Regions from separate parts of the Mus musculus genome. Here all the other regions are linked to region 1. A link is a contact called in ENCODE Hi-C or POLR2A ChIA-PET data. All regions are on one chromosome and are shown on one strand. Each heading gives the region's core, a stretch centred on a gene start or an enhancer-like site at or near the end of the contact. The rest is flanking DNA. Distances are from core to core; before and after follow the strand shown. Region 1 holds the start of Snrnp48 (small nuclear ribonucleoprotein 48 (U11/U12)). Region 2 holds the start of Eef1e1 (eukaryotic translation elongation factor 1 epsilon 1). Region 3 holds the start of Txndc5 (thioredoxin domain containing 5).

The links. A loop is a pair of places that touch in the nucleus more often than their neighbours do. ChIA-PET counts read pairs that join two places held with the same protein, here RNA polymerase II (POLR2A).
Region 2: a loop to region 1 is called in a map of T-helper 2 cell, with 3 times the contacts of the local background. The contact joins the promoter of Eef1e1 here to the promoter of Snrnp48 in region 1. A Hi-C loop is called at or near these places in 3 of 37 maps with a recorded cell type or tissue (T-helper 17 cell and T-helper 2 cell). POLR2A ChIA-PET finds 5 or more read pairs at or near these places in 1 of 5 experiments (embryonic stem cell).
Region 3: a map of T-helper 2 cell shows a loop between it and region 1 (2.5-fold over the local background). The contact joins the promoter of Txndc5 here to the promoter of Snrnp48 in region 1. A Hi-C loop is called at or near these places in 1 of 37 maps with a recorded cell type or tissue (T-helper 2 cell). POLR2A ChIA-PET finds 5 or more read pairs at or near these places in 1 of 5 experiments (Patski).

What each region holds. Positions count from the first base shown.
Region 1 is chr13:38,202,175-38,206,925 of GRCm38, forward strand. Snrnp48 (small nuclear ribonucleoprotein 48 (U11/U12)) reads left to right here and starts at 2,765. Exons shown (of 9, transcript NM_026382.2): 1 at 2,765-2,954. The coding sequence starts at 2,799.
Region 2 is chr13:38,656,422-38,661,172 of GRCm38, forward strand. It overlaps Eef1e1 (eukaryotic translation elongation factor 1 epsilon 1), which reads right to left and starts at 2,607. Exons shown (of 4, transcript NM_025380.2): 1 at 2,486-2,607. The coding sequence starts at 2,572.
Region 3 is chr13:38,526,352-38,531,102 of GRCm38, forward strand. It overlaps Txndc5 (thioredoxin domain containing 5), which reads right to left and starts at 2,133. Exons shown (of 10, transcript NM_145367.4): 1 at 1,837-2,133. The coding sequence starts at 2,057. Gm31834 (a long non-coding RNA gene) reads left to right here and starts at 1,552. Exons shown (of 2, transcript XR_382215.4): 1 at 1,552-3,611; 2 at 3,956-4,751.

The DNA.
Region 1 (4,751 bases), core at 1,515-4,014:
AGGAAAGAAAGCTTTAAAGTGGAAGAGTAGAAAAGATCTCCCTCATGAAATCGTGGATGGGGAGAACTGGAGCAGACAATACCTCCACGGAAATCCCTCAAATAAAGGAGATTCTCTGACTTTTAGTTTGGGAGAGTTGGCATGACATTCTACATCGTATTATTTAATCTGACTTGGCTTACATGCCAAGGAGCCAGGTACTGGGTAGAACCATAAATTTACCTTGCAGATATGGGCGTGGGAGGGGGTTAGGTTGGCTTGCTTCCAGCTCGTCTGCTGTGTGCTCTAACCTCCACAGCAGGCATTTATCAGCTGCAGCCAGAATTCTGGGAATTCTTGGGAAGGGGCAGGGAAGGGACACAGTTAGCTGGTCTGTAATCTAACACCTACCATTTGGCTATGAAACTAAGATAAAAGGGACAGCATGAGAGGAGTGTGACTAATGGCTCTAGAACTCAACCCTGGCTGTCTTTTGACTGCTGCCATGTTTTCTTCATAATAGTCATTTCTTATCGGTTAGTGACTAAAGTTACTATTTCTTCTTCTTCTTCTTCTTCTTCTTCTTCTTCTTCTTCTTCTTCTTCTTCTTCTTCTTCTTCTTCTTCTTCTTCCTTTAAATTAAAAGGTGGGAACTATGCCATTGGAAATGATTGGCAGCCAAAATTTCCCTTTCTATTTCTTCCACTGGTGGTAAACGATGTGGGGAGAGAAGCAAAGATCTGATATGGAGGCAAATGTGATTCAGTTCTAGGGATCAAAACAATACAGGAAGATTAAATGTGGAGTCGTACAAGGGAAGAGATACACTTGTGTATAAAGCAAAGTGCATGACACTATAATAAAAGAGCTGTGTCAAAGACATGGGGGATGGAAGAAGATGACTTCCACTGGCCAAATTCAGACAAATTTGGATAGTAACAGGAACTATTATGATAATGAAATAATAATGCTCAATTTTAAAACTTAATTCATTTCCCCTCCCCCTCCCCCCAGCCTCAGCACCCCCACCCCCACCTATGAATTAAGTTTTAAGATGTGAACAGAACACTATACTATGGTGGTTAGTGTTAACTGTGAAGCTGACAAAATCTAGAATCGCCTGAGTTGGGCCTCTGAGTATGCCTGTGACAATAGTGTTTTTTTCATGTGATTTTTATTATGAACATGTAGCGTGTGTCTTTATTAGCAATGACCTTTCTTTAGATAAGCACGCCGTGATCATCCATAAGGTTTCTGCTTCTGACACACTTGTTATTAAATTGGTTATTTGACACAACCACATGGTGAGTTCCAGGATGACTCATAAACCTGCTTTTGATAATTTTATTATAAACAAAAATGTTTATATTTGGTTTTTATTGAATTGAGCTTATCTATATCAAATTCCCCTTTTAGAAAAATGACTGCATAGCTAACTGCTACTCTGGCAACAGGCATCCATGTGGTACACAGACATATATGCAAAATATCATAAAATGCACTTTTTACATGAAAAATATTCAAGACAGCATGTTACTACCTGAGAGTTACAGTATTCTATGTTGTTAACAGGATGCTTTACAAACTGTTAAACTGTCACTGAACTAACATTTAGTCTCAGTGAATACAGTGTGGCCAATGACCACCTAGTGATTTCGAATTCAGGACCACCACTCTCAGGAGGAGAAGCCAAATGTAACTCAGACAGGAATTTGGTCTCTTAGATACCCCAGCACAGTCTCTCTCTCTCTCTCTCTCTCTCACACACACACACACAACAGGGTTTCTCTGTATATCCCTGGCTGTCCTGGAACTCACTTTAGACCAGGCTGGCCTCGAACTCAGAAATCTGCCTCCCAAGTGTCTGCCTTCCAAGTGCTGGCCAAGAGCCTGGCTCTCTCTCTTCCTTCCTTCCTTTCTTTCAAAGATTTATTTATTTATTATATGTAAGTACACTGTAGCTGTCTTCAGACACACCAGAAGAGGGCATCAGATCTCATTACGGGTGGTTGTGAGCCACCATGTGGTTGCTGGGATTTGAACTTCGGACCTTCGGAAGAGCAGTCGGGTGCTCTTACCCACTGAGCCATCTCACCAGCCCTCTTCCTTTCTTTCTTAAAGATATATCTATCTATCTATTTATCTAATGTATAGGAGTACACTGTAGCTGTCTTCAGACACACCAGAAGAGGGTATCAGATCCCATTTTAGATGGTTGTGAGCCACCTTGTGGTTCCTGGGAACTGAACTCAGGACACCTCTGGAAGAGCAGTCAATGCTCTTAACCAGTCCTGTTCTAAATTAAGAAATAATAACCAATTATAGCCAATTGGTTAAAACATAATAAATTGCTTTAAAAAGAATTTGAAGAGCCGTTTCAGGAATTTTCTGTTTGATCATGCATTGTGATTATGTAGGAAAATGTTCTGAGGATGTGCATAATAGCATTTGGGATAAAGAATCTAGAAGTAATTGTAAGAGGGAAAACGCTAATGAGCTGGAGAAAGGCTACACTGACACTTTCTGTGTTGTTCTTTAAACTTTCCTGCCGATATAAATAATTTCTCCTAAAAACATCGAAGGAGCAGCGGAATGATGCTCAAAGCTGGGACGCAAGTTCTAACCTGCTACGCAAACTAAACCCAGAAGAGCGTGGAAACACCTTTCAAAACTACCGCTTCCGCCCTGCCCGTCGGCTCTTCCCGATAGGCTGGCGCCATCCCGGGGCCCCGCCCACGGCTCCCAGAAGCCCGTGCGCGCCCAGAAGCTCGTGCGCGCCCAGCAGTTCCGCCTCTTCCTGCCTGAGGTGAGCTGCCATCATGGAGACCGAACCTCCTCCTCTGGAAGAGCGGCGTCGGCTCCAGGAGGAGCTGAGCGAGTTTGTGGAGAGCTGCTGCCGGACGCTGGAGGAGGTGACGGCGTCCCTGGGATGGAGCCTGGATCAGCTGGACCCCGGGGACGAGGCGGAGGCCGAGGTGAGGGGCGAGGTTGCCCGGCCTTTCCCGGGCCGCTGACTTCTCGCCGTGGGAAAGGCGCCCGGGGAGCCCACTTCTCTCCATCCCGGTGCGATGCAGGGGAGGACAGGGCTCGTCCGGTGCATATCCCGGGGGCGCTGCTGCTGAGGTTGGCGATTTGCTTCGTCATGATATAAGGATTCTGCATTGCGTTAGATTCAGTGTTCACTTTTCTCTATCTTAAACCCGGACGCTTCCCACTCGGACAGGACCGATTGTGGGACGATTAAAGGGCGCCACCAAGGAATGGTAGCTAGTAGCGGACCCCTAAGGAGTGTATTAGAGTGAATTATCCTGACTTATTTAATAGGTGCAGGATAGAGGGAATTTGCGTTGCGCGGTGATTTCTTATACCCTCTTCATTTACTATGATGCAGTAACAAGGTTTAAGTCATATGTCGATGGAAATATTTAAGATATATGCAATTTACGTACAAGCTAATCACCATTGTCTTAAAATTGAAGTGGAAATTGGAAAGAAAAAAAACCCTTCATTGTACCTTTACAAGTATATTTGGAGTTGTGAATTAACCAATATAGTTCATGGCTTAAAGCCTAGTAACGATGCTGTAAAAATGGATTTGGGGGACAACTGAAAAAGTTTGAGGTATGAATTGATAATTTTATGAAATTTCCAGACCATTGAGAATGGAGGGCCCCACCACTCCTTCATTTATTATCGAGATATTAGACAACATCGTGATATTAACACTTAACACGTTCTAAATGGCACTGCGTTACTTCATTTAAAATTCGTATCCCAAGGAGGCTAGAATAATTGGCAGCATTTTACAAATGAAGAAACAAAAACATCCCAGTGGGATTGGCAACTGGGACTTGCAGGCCTTCTGATTTCTGAGGTGTATTTTGCTTAACCGCTATATGAAAGTCCATTGTAAAACTCCCAGATTATCCAGTAAACCGTGAAGTACATGATTATCTGATACTCACTGTTGTAACTGGCTTAAAAAATCTGGTAAATGACATTGATAGTTTTGAGACTAGTCCAGATAATTAATCAATTTCCATGTTTCATGTGCACTTGTAGAGTTTGTCATGGTAACAGTGGGGGGAGGGGTAAAGAAATGACAGCTGTTATTGTGTGGCAAAGTCTGTAATGGGGGGAGTTGAAATTTTTGTAGTACTGGTTATTATAGACTATGATGGGTCAGAAAAAGCATCTAGAAAAGTATATTCTTTAAAATCTGCGTGGGGCTAGGCTAGAGAGATGGCTCAGCGGTTAAGAGTGCTGGTTCCTCTTCCAGAGGTCCTGAGTTCAATCCCAGCAACCACATGATGGCTCATCAAACCCTATGGGATTTGATGCCCTCTTCTGGTGTGCAGGTATACAGGAAGAACACTCATATACATAAAATACCTAAATGAATAAGCCTTTAAAAAACTTATGGGGGCTGGTGAGATGGCTCAGTGGGTAATAGTACCCGACTGCTCTTCCGAAGGTCCAGAGTTCAAATCCCAGCAACCACATACATGGTGGCTCACAACCATCCGTAACAAGATCTGACGCCCTCTTCTGGAGTGTCTGAAGACAGCTACAATGTACTTACATATAATGAATAAACAAATCTTAAAAAAAAAAAACAAACTTATGGATATGTGTGGGGGTATGGCCTGGGTAATGGGTCCTCAACTTTTACCTTGTTTCGGGTCTCTTGTTGTCTTGATATTGCCATCATCATTCTAGCTGGCCTGTGAGCTTCTGGCTATTTTCCCTTCTATCTTCTATCTCTGTGGGAA
Region 2 (4,751 bases), core at 1,357-3,856, 450 kb after region 1:
TGCTGGGTGACGTAGCTTGCAGTAACACCTACAAAAACTGACAAACATTACGCAGTAATCCACGACTGCTCAGTATTCAATGAGGAAAATCAGAAACCACAATACTTTATTTGGGGGATAAAATCCAAGCCTTGCACTGTGCCACATCCCTTGCCCTAGAACAGTTTACTTCTTACTTAAGCCAAGTCTCCAGAGGTCTGAGGAGACTATGTGTAGAGGTCTGAGGAGACTATGTGTAGAGGTCTGAGGAGACTATGTGTAGAGGTCTGAGGAGACTATGTGTAGAGGTCTGAGGAGACTATATGTAGAGGTCTGAGGAGACTATGTGTAGAGGTCTGAGGAGACTATGTGTAGAGGTCTGAGGAGACTATGTGTAGAGGTCTGAGGAGACTATGTGTAGAGGTCTGAGGAGACTATGTGTAGAGGTCTGAGGAGACTATGTGTAGAGGTCTGAGGAGACTATGTGTAGCAGTGGCTCAGCACCTGGCTTGTCTCTTATACCAATACTCTTTACTCATCTCTAAAACTACCACCACAGGGGAGTGGCCAGGCTGAGACACTTGTACCAGCAACCAGATATTTCCAGCTGTAAGCAATGTTTATCACCTCTTCATGCGATCAGACTTACTCAGGTCACTCAAAATGACAAGGACTGATCTACACGGTGAGTTCCAGGACAGCCAGAGCTACTTAGTGAGACCTTGTCTCCAAAACCAAACCAAACCTAGGACCACCAAACAAAACCCAAACCACCCAACCAAATCTGGGGAGAAAAGAGATGGCTGGGAGGTTAGGAGCACTAGCTGCTCTTCCAGAGGACCTGGGTTCAAGTCTCAGCACCCACATGGCAGTTCTTAACGATTTATATAACACTGAAATGTTGTATATAGGTGTATATATAATCTAACACGCACAATTCTTAATGCATGTTTAATTATCAGAAACATTATTTTCATAACAATTCTGGGATTCCGTAGCCTTCAAAGCAATCACGTTTGGCAGGGTTGGGGGTGGGTTGTTGTTGGTGGTGGTGGTGGTGGTGAGGGGGCAGGTTCTGAGTCCTTAGCCCAGGCTGGCCGAGAACTCTTGGTGATCCACCTTTCTCAGCTCCCCAAGTCCTGATGTGAGCTACTTCTAGCGGGTGGATAAGTAGTAGTTTCCTCATGTACTGATGTACCATAATCTAATGGACCTTGCTCCTACAGTTGGATCCTTAGACTGTTCCTTGTCATTATTATTGGGAATCTCGCTGAGCACATCGTAACTGCTGGTGTACTGTGGTTAGTTTTCAACTAAGGAAACACGGTGATTTCATCTCTAGTCTTTGGTCTGTACTCACAGAAAACCAGAAACTTTCAACTGGGACTCACTGTGAAACGTTTCCATTACACAAGGCACTAAAACCCAACTCTGAACTTCAAACTGAACTTGGTCTAAGACTGAACTTGGGTTTATTCTGTATTGCACTACTCTGTTTTGGGTGGCTTACTGGACCCAAACTTACATAGTAATTCACTGGTTTTCTACATCCTTCCAAGTCTAATCTCTTGAACACCAGCTTCTCACTGAAGCTTAAATCCCACCTCCTCTGTGGCACTGTGCCACTGTCCTCAATGTATTCCTCCCCTGTCGCTTGTCCTATTGGGCCCTTAATTGCTGGTGACTGTCCCTCATGCCTTGAAAGCAAGACTGTCTCTCATGTCTCGGCAAAGCCAAAAAAGAGGGTGTGCAAAGGAAACTGGGCTGAGGACAGAGCACATCACCTCTGGGGAGGATGGCCTTCGCAGCCTACGGCAGGCAAGTCATTTAACCTTTCCAGGTGCCACATTAAGTTACTGTGAACCCCACAATACCGCTACGATTTAGACATTAAAGGAAAAAACAAAACAAAACAAAACCTTTGGGCCCAAACAGGAACAAGCCATCTAGATCTGGAATCCCGTTCAAGGCACACTCTATGGTTTCCCACTACCATTCTTCCTCTAGTACCATCTTTCTACGGCAAATGATGAGTTACAAAGGACTCACTTTCTACACCCTAAGAAATCAGGATTCTTCTATCTCACCAAGCATTCCACTGCCCCACACCCGGAATCTTCCTCAATTCTCTGCACAATGCACATCCAAGCGGGTGTGTCGCCAGAATGAGCAGGGTCCTATTCCGTGTTCCCTCCGCCAGGCGGCTTCCAGGAATCTGTACCGCTCGCCCGGCCAGCCGCTGGAAAGGCGGTCGCTGAATGAAAGGACCAGGCACGGCTAACGGCCGCCTACAGGGATCTGAACCCCTGACTCTGCCCAGGCCTCCGCGAACTGGCTTTCTGCTCCCCGAGGGGAGGACGGTGACATTTGCCTGGAGGTCCAGACCGAGCCACGCGGCCCGCCCCGCACGCACGTGGGGAGCGGAGTCCATTCCGATGCCCCGGCCGGGTCGCGTAGGCTCCGGGTCACCCCGCCGCCCTGCTGCTTTCCTACCGCTGCGCCTCACCTGCCGCTCGCCCTGAGCACTGTACTTATTCCCCGGCTTCAGTCCCAGACTCTTCTCCAGCAGCCTCAACTCCGCGGCCGCCGCCATCTTCTGGCCCAGCTCCTAGGGAGGCGGGGCCTGCACAGCTAGGACCTTGATTGAGCAGGAAGTCCGGCCCCACAGATGTCTCCCACGATTGGCTGGGAGGACGGCAAGCGCGCCTGCGCGAAAGGGGCGGAGTCAGCTCAAGGCAGGGGGCGGTTCGTAATTAAGGGCGGGGCCAACCACATTCGGAGTCCGGTGGATTGCTCACAGTAGGCAGAGGAGAGCACGGAGTGTAGACAGTTTCACAGAAGAATGTATCCGAATCTTAGTTTTGTTTTCTGAGACAGGGTTTCTCTGTATAGCCCTGACTAACCTGGAACTCACTCTGTAGACCAGGCTAGCCTCGAACTCAGAAATTCGCCTGCCTCTGCCTCCCAAATGCTGGGATTAAAGGCATGCACCACCACTGCCTGGCTGAATGTATCCGAATCTTAAAGATTGAATCATTCATTACAATGCTTATAAAACTATTGTAGATCAGAAGAATAATTTAGATTATTTGTTTTATAAATATAAAGCATTGATTCCCAAACTCGTCAAATAGTTCTCCAAATAAGAAAATTATAGAACAATCTTAAATTAAAATAAGGATAAGGGCCAGTGACCTAGCAAGGGAACTTGAGATCTGTGGTTGTTTGAACGAAAATAAGCCCCCAACCGGGCGTGGTGGTGCACGCCTTTAATCCCAGCACTCGGGAGGCAGAGGCAGGGGCAGGCAGATTTCTGAGTTCGAGGCCAGCCTGGTCTACAAAGTGAGTTCCAGGACAGCCAGGGATACACAGAGAATCCCTGTCTCGAACCCCTCCTCTCCCCCCCCCCCAAAAGAAAGAAAATGAGCCTCCATATGCTCACCGGGAGTGTCACTATTGGCGTGACCTCGTTGGAGTAGGTGTGGCCTTGTTAGAGAAAATGTGGCAGTGGGGGTGGGCTTTGAGGTTTCAGATCCTAGTGGCATTCTTTTTTTTTTTTTTTCCTTGCCTCCTGCTGATCCAGATATAAAACTCTTGGCTCCTTCAGCATCATGTCTGCCTGCCTGGGGCCATGAGACTCACTGTAATGATAATGGACTAAATTTCTGAACCCGTAAGGCAGCCCTAACTAAATGTTTTTCTTTATAAAAGTTAATAGTAACTCATGGTGTCTCTTTACAACAATAGAAACTCTAACTGAGACAAGTTGAATCCTTATGTGGTGGTTTGAATAAAAATGGTGATTATAGGCAAATGAACAGTGACCAAGACAGAAGCTGGTACCAGGAACCAAGATGTTGCTGTGACAGGCTTGATTATTCTGTTTGTTGGGGTGTAGTCTCCCCTCCCCCAGCCTGAAACCTGCTTGTTCAGGGGTGGAGCTTCCTGCTCATTCGTTCTGCCACGCCCACTGCTAGAACCTGCGGAGGTGCACCTTTCTACTGGACCAGAGATTATTCGTCGGGAGTTGGGTCCCCTCCCCCTTCCTTTATAACTAGTGTCGCAACAATAAAATTTGAGCTTTGATCAGAATGAATTTGTCTTAGCTCCGTTTCTTCTTTCGCCCCGTCTAGATTCCTCTCTTACAGCTCGAGTGGCCTTCTCAGTCGAACCGTTCATGTTGCGAGCTGCTGGCGGCCGCAACATTGGGGGAATATGGAAGACTTTGGGACTTGGACTAGAAAAGTCTTTGGATGCTATAAGTGAAACTTAATGGACCTTCCTAGTAGGGGCATGGAAAACAATGCTGAGGGTGATTTGAACTATGGGGCCCAGATCAAGAAATTTCAGAGGGGAGGAATTTTAGTGAGTGGCCAAGAAACCATTCTTATGATATTTTAGCAAAGAATGTAGTAGCTCCCTTGTGCCCTTGTCCTAAAATTAAAAAAACAAACAAACAAACAAACAAAAAAACCAACCTAAATTGAAGACTTTGGATTAATACTGTTGGCAGAGATTTCAAGGTAGCCCAGGATTGACTGTGTCATGCAGTTGTTGGTGGTCACACTTAGCCAGATCTATAATGAAAAGGAGCAAGGAAAAAAAAATACAAAAGATACTGTTTGAGGAGAAAGAGAGCACCGGGATGTTGGAGCCAAGTCTGGCGCTCAAAGAGATACAAAGTTTAAAGGAAAGCCTGAAGCTACATGGAGTAAAGGGAGTGGTGACTTCAGGACAAGATCCTCACGCAGCTAAGCTTCCAACTTGTGAAA
Region 3 (4,751 bases), core at 883-3,382, 320 kb after region 1:
TGGCACCAGATCAACAGCAGGAGGACAATCCTGCACCCACAAAGCTTAGAACAAATACAGAGACAGGTCAGTGCCATCACTACACAGTGTCCTTGCCCCAGCATCACACATGGACAGTGAACATTCCAGGCACTCACGGTGAGAAAGAAGTGGGGAGAGGACCCAGCGTAGTCTACCTTGAGTACCATGTTGTTCTTAAAATTTTGAAATCTTAGCACTCTGTAGGCTGAGACCAACAAAGTCATGAGTTCAAGGTCAGCTTGGCTACACAGAGAGATCCTGCCTCAACTTCCCCTTAAAACATCAAAAACCCAGCCTTCAAAGGCCATGGGTGGGCTCCTACATCTCTCTAATATTTTTATCAGAATAGCAAGAAGCAAACAATTGAAGGCTTATCCTAGAGAGCAGCCTCGACCTAAACGTCTGTAAGCCATAGAGTTAAAAAAAAAAAAAAGAATCTGTGGTGTATACCCCAACTGGCCAAGACTAGCTGGTTATTCATTGCATATATTCTAAACTTAAAACTCCATCAGCACTCCAGAGAACCTAACCCTGCCTGCATGTCAACTTTTCTCATAAAACTAAAAACCCTTAGATTTATTCCACCGAAATCAACTCCAATTAAGTCCTGTGGTGTACTTAACTGGAATCACTACTTTGAGACGACTTGTGCACAGAGTAACTATTAACGCGACTGACTGTGGCAGACTCCCAGTCTTTTTCTTTCAATGGTAGTTCTACAGACTCAAGTGGCTGTTCTTGGGAATGTAAAACAGTGTATCCCATTCCTGCATTCTTAACTGATAATGGCTGTGAGCCAAAATGATCCCCTCCCCCACAAAGTTAATTTAACACTAAACGAATTGAAATGCAGTAATAGCCCGCTCTAGGGTTATGGGCAAAGTTTCTCCCACTTTAGAAAAATACAATCACTGACTACATTGGATTCCACAGGCACATTTTTCTTAACTGCTTAACCCCCTGTCCTTAATGAGTCCCTACTGAGCTAGAGGAAGAGTACTTTGCTCAGCAATAAACACAGCCAGAACATCCCACATCTCAAGAGCCTGTGCTCTAAATACCGCTTTCTGCTGTGGACCGGAGAACTTCTTTCTCTGAGCATCTAGGCCCCAGTAGCAAAGCACTGCTATGTCTAGACTAATTCTTGGGGTAGTGAGGTGCACCAGGAAGCCCCAACCGAAGAATGGAAGCCTGAAGTTATGACTTTTAGGAAGAACAGTTCGACCTCACACTTTCCAAATGACCGGGCCCCAAATGAGAACAGGAGGTGAAAGAGTTAAAGGCCTTGAGAATACAGCTCACATCCACTCCAGCGTGCAGCGGAGACTCCAAAACTGGCACCTCGCTGGACTCCAGGGGCCGGGGAAGTCTCAGTTCCCGACCTAGGCTATCTTTTCCTACCCTCGACACACAAAGTGGGCAATCACATCTTGAGGGGGCCTTAGATTTCCAATCCAACCCAATATTGATGGGCCAGCAGGAAGAACCCTTCAGGATAGGGCACGTGGACGCCGGGCTCCCGCCGCGTCCGGCCAGCACAGGAAGTTTGGGGAGCTGGGCAGGGGACAGAAGCGGGGGATGCCTGGACTCCAGCAGTGTGGCGGGGTGGAGAGGCTTTTCCGGGTCTCCCCTCGGGGCCCGCCCTTCCTAGCTCGCAGGCCGGCGGCTAGCGCCACGTCAGCGGCGAGGCCCGAGCGCGGCCCACGCCCCCGGCGCAGCCTGCGCGGCCTCGCGCCCTCTCCCCGGTCCCCGGCTCCAGGTCCCTGGTCCCCGGTCCCAGATCGGGCTCCGCCGGCCTGCTGGAGCTGCAGTTACCAGGGCGCGAAGAACATGACGAAGTGCGCGGCGCTCTGGATCCCGTGCGTGAACATGTCGGCCGTATACAGGTGCTTGGCGTGCGGGTCCTGCTCGACCCCGCTGTCCGCTTCCACCTCCTGGGCCCGGGCGCCTTTGCGCGCCCCGAGCAGCAGCAGGAGCGTGGCCAGGGCCGGCAGCCCGGCCAGCGGCTGGAGGAGGCGTCCTGGGCGCGGGGGCATCGTGGCGGGGCTGGCGAGCTCTCGCTCGTGCCGCGGGTCCCCTCCGCGGCGCCGCTCCCGCCCCGGCTCCTCCCACGACCGCAGAGCCACGCCTCAATCACGCCCCCGCTCGCAGAGCCACGCCCCCTGTCCCGCCGGCTCACCTAGCAACTTGCTGTCTTCTGCTGAAAGCCACCAGGAAGAGGTCGCTTAGGTCCTGGGGTCCTTGTGCAGCACCTCCAGCGCTATCTCAGTCCGGTTCCCTTCCATCCCGCTGAGCTCATTCTCCTTCCCAAGCTCCTCATCAGCCTTTCCCTGCTAGGGACGAAGAGGCCAAGCTGCCAAGCTATGGAACAGTGGCAGCTTCTGTTGATAACTAATCAGACACCAAGAGACCCGAGAGTTTAGGACCAAGCTGAGCTGCTGTCAGCAGAAAGGAGGAAATCAGGCAAACGTGTGTGGGGTTTGCTCTTGCATAAGTCAGATTCTTAGCCAAAGCTCAACTGTGATTTGAGGGCCTGGCCTCAGGGGGTGTGATGAAACCACTTCCCAAGAGCACCTCCTCTGTTATCCTGCCCTGCCTTCACTTTGAAAAGGAAAGGCAGTCAAAGTGGCCCTTCCTTCAGGCCCTGGCTAGTGCCCTGTGTGCCCTAACTCACCCTGGATAGGAAAATGAATGGCAACAGCTGTTCTGGGTGAGAGCTAACGCCTGGGCTGGGGCGCATGGACCCACGCCAACTCTTGAACTTTAAGTCGGGTGGCAATCTAAGCTCCCTGCCCTGCCTTGAAAACCTGGAGCTAAGTTAGGGAGAACGAAACAACCACTAGACACTTGAGAGAGGTCCTAGAGCTATGCTCTGTACCGATGAAAAGGAAGCTGGCATCATAAGACATATATATGGTGATCTTTTATTGGGAAAAAGCAACGGGCATAGTAAGAAGAGTACATGGCCATCTTGTATTGGACTTCTGAGCAACACTTCTGAAAATCACCTGATCTTTATTAGCCTCAGCCTCCCTAAACCAAAAGCCTGGGTTAGCAACAGTTGGGGGTGGTGGTAAAGGGAGGGGCAGGGAAACTCACATCATCTGTAACTATTCTCATGTTAGGTTCGTCCACCTGTAAATGTTTAACCATGGTTTTCCAAACACCAAACTGCAGCATCTCTTGCTTGCCCCCTCTCTCCCTTTGTGCCCTCACATTCTGAGTAAGCACAGTTCAGCCAAACGCTTCTTCCGGCTTTCCTAACCTGAACAGACCTAAACTTGCCCATCGCAGGAGAAGTTCTATGAGCATCCTTTGCCCACGTGATTTTGACTATGGCAATTTGTTGCTCCAACTTGAACCAGCACACCAACTCTGCCCAGTAGCCTTGGCATACAGACTAAAATAGAAATCCCTGATGCTGTCCTTGAAGGCCTCCTGTGATGTGCTCTGCCATGCCTCGTGTCCTGTGAGGCTTGCTGGTGACCAGAAATCCAAGAACTCTTGCCATGTCATCTGTACTGTCAAGGTCAAAGCTTTATGCTCCTCAATACTTCTCTCACTTCATTGCTAAGACATCGCAACAGAAGGTACTATGTTTATAATATCAACTCCTTTTTCACCTGCCCAAAGCTGTGTGGTTCCAGATCCCTTTGGGGGTCAAATATCAGCTATTAACATTATGACTTGTAACAGTAGCAAAATCCTAGATTTGAAGTAGCAATGAATAGTTTTATGGTTGGGGTCACCACAACATGAGGCCCTGCATTAGAGCGTCACAGCATGAGGAAGGTTGAGAACCACTAGCACAGACCATAGCTCTTGGAGCCCTCTCGAACGCTGGCTGTTGGTTGATGTTTCACTCTTGCGTCTCGTGCAGTTGAGACGAAAGGCAGATAGCACCCTTTACCAATGTGTTCCCTTCTATCCACAGACCTTCAGCTCCCGACATATTGGATCTACTGAGCATCCCACCATCATCTGCCCTTGCAGTTTTTGCCATCCTCCCAGGACACTCTCCTATTTCACTGAAGACTGTGGTGCCTTCCAGATGACAGAATTCCCAACAACCCTTTCCTGTCATCATTCCTGGTGACTTTGGTGATTTTGACATTTCCATCAGGAACCCCTTTATACAAGGGAATCTAGAATGTTTACTGTTTCTAATATCTGGATAAAGGTGCTAGGGTTTGGGTCTTGAATGTAAACCTCTGTGGGTCCATGTGTTGGAGACCTATCTCCAGAGTGGTGCTAGTGGAAGGGGGTAGAATTTTTAGATGCAGGGTGGGAGGTTTTAAGATCATTGAAGGTGTGTCTTCAGAGGCGATCTCAGGAGCCCTACCACTCATTCCCTGCCTCCTAAGGTGAGGAGCTGTATTCCCACCCTGGGGAGCTGTCTAAAGCACTGAGGTGGCTATGAACACTGCCCAGAACCTCCAAGCCTGACAGTCAAATACTTTTCTTCTTTGTGTCTCAGGTATTAACTGCAGTGGCCAATTGTTGTGGAGGCTCTCTGTTACTGGTATGGTTACTGTTTCTGTCAATGTGACTCTGACCAGGAATACTCTATTGACTGTTTCTCTGCGGCATTGATACAATGACAGGAACTCCACCTGAGTCTGCCATCCTTTTGGCTTCTCTATTAAAGGCTCAGAGCTTTGCCTCCAACTCACCTTCATCCTCTCTCTCTCTCTCTCTCTCTCTCTCTCTCTCTCTCTCTCCCTCTCTCT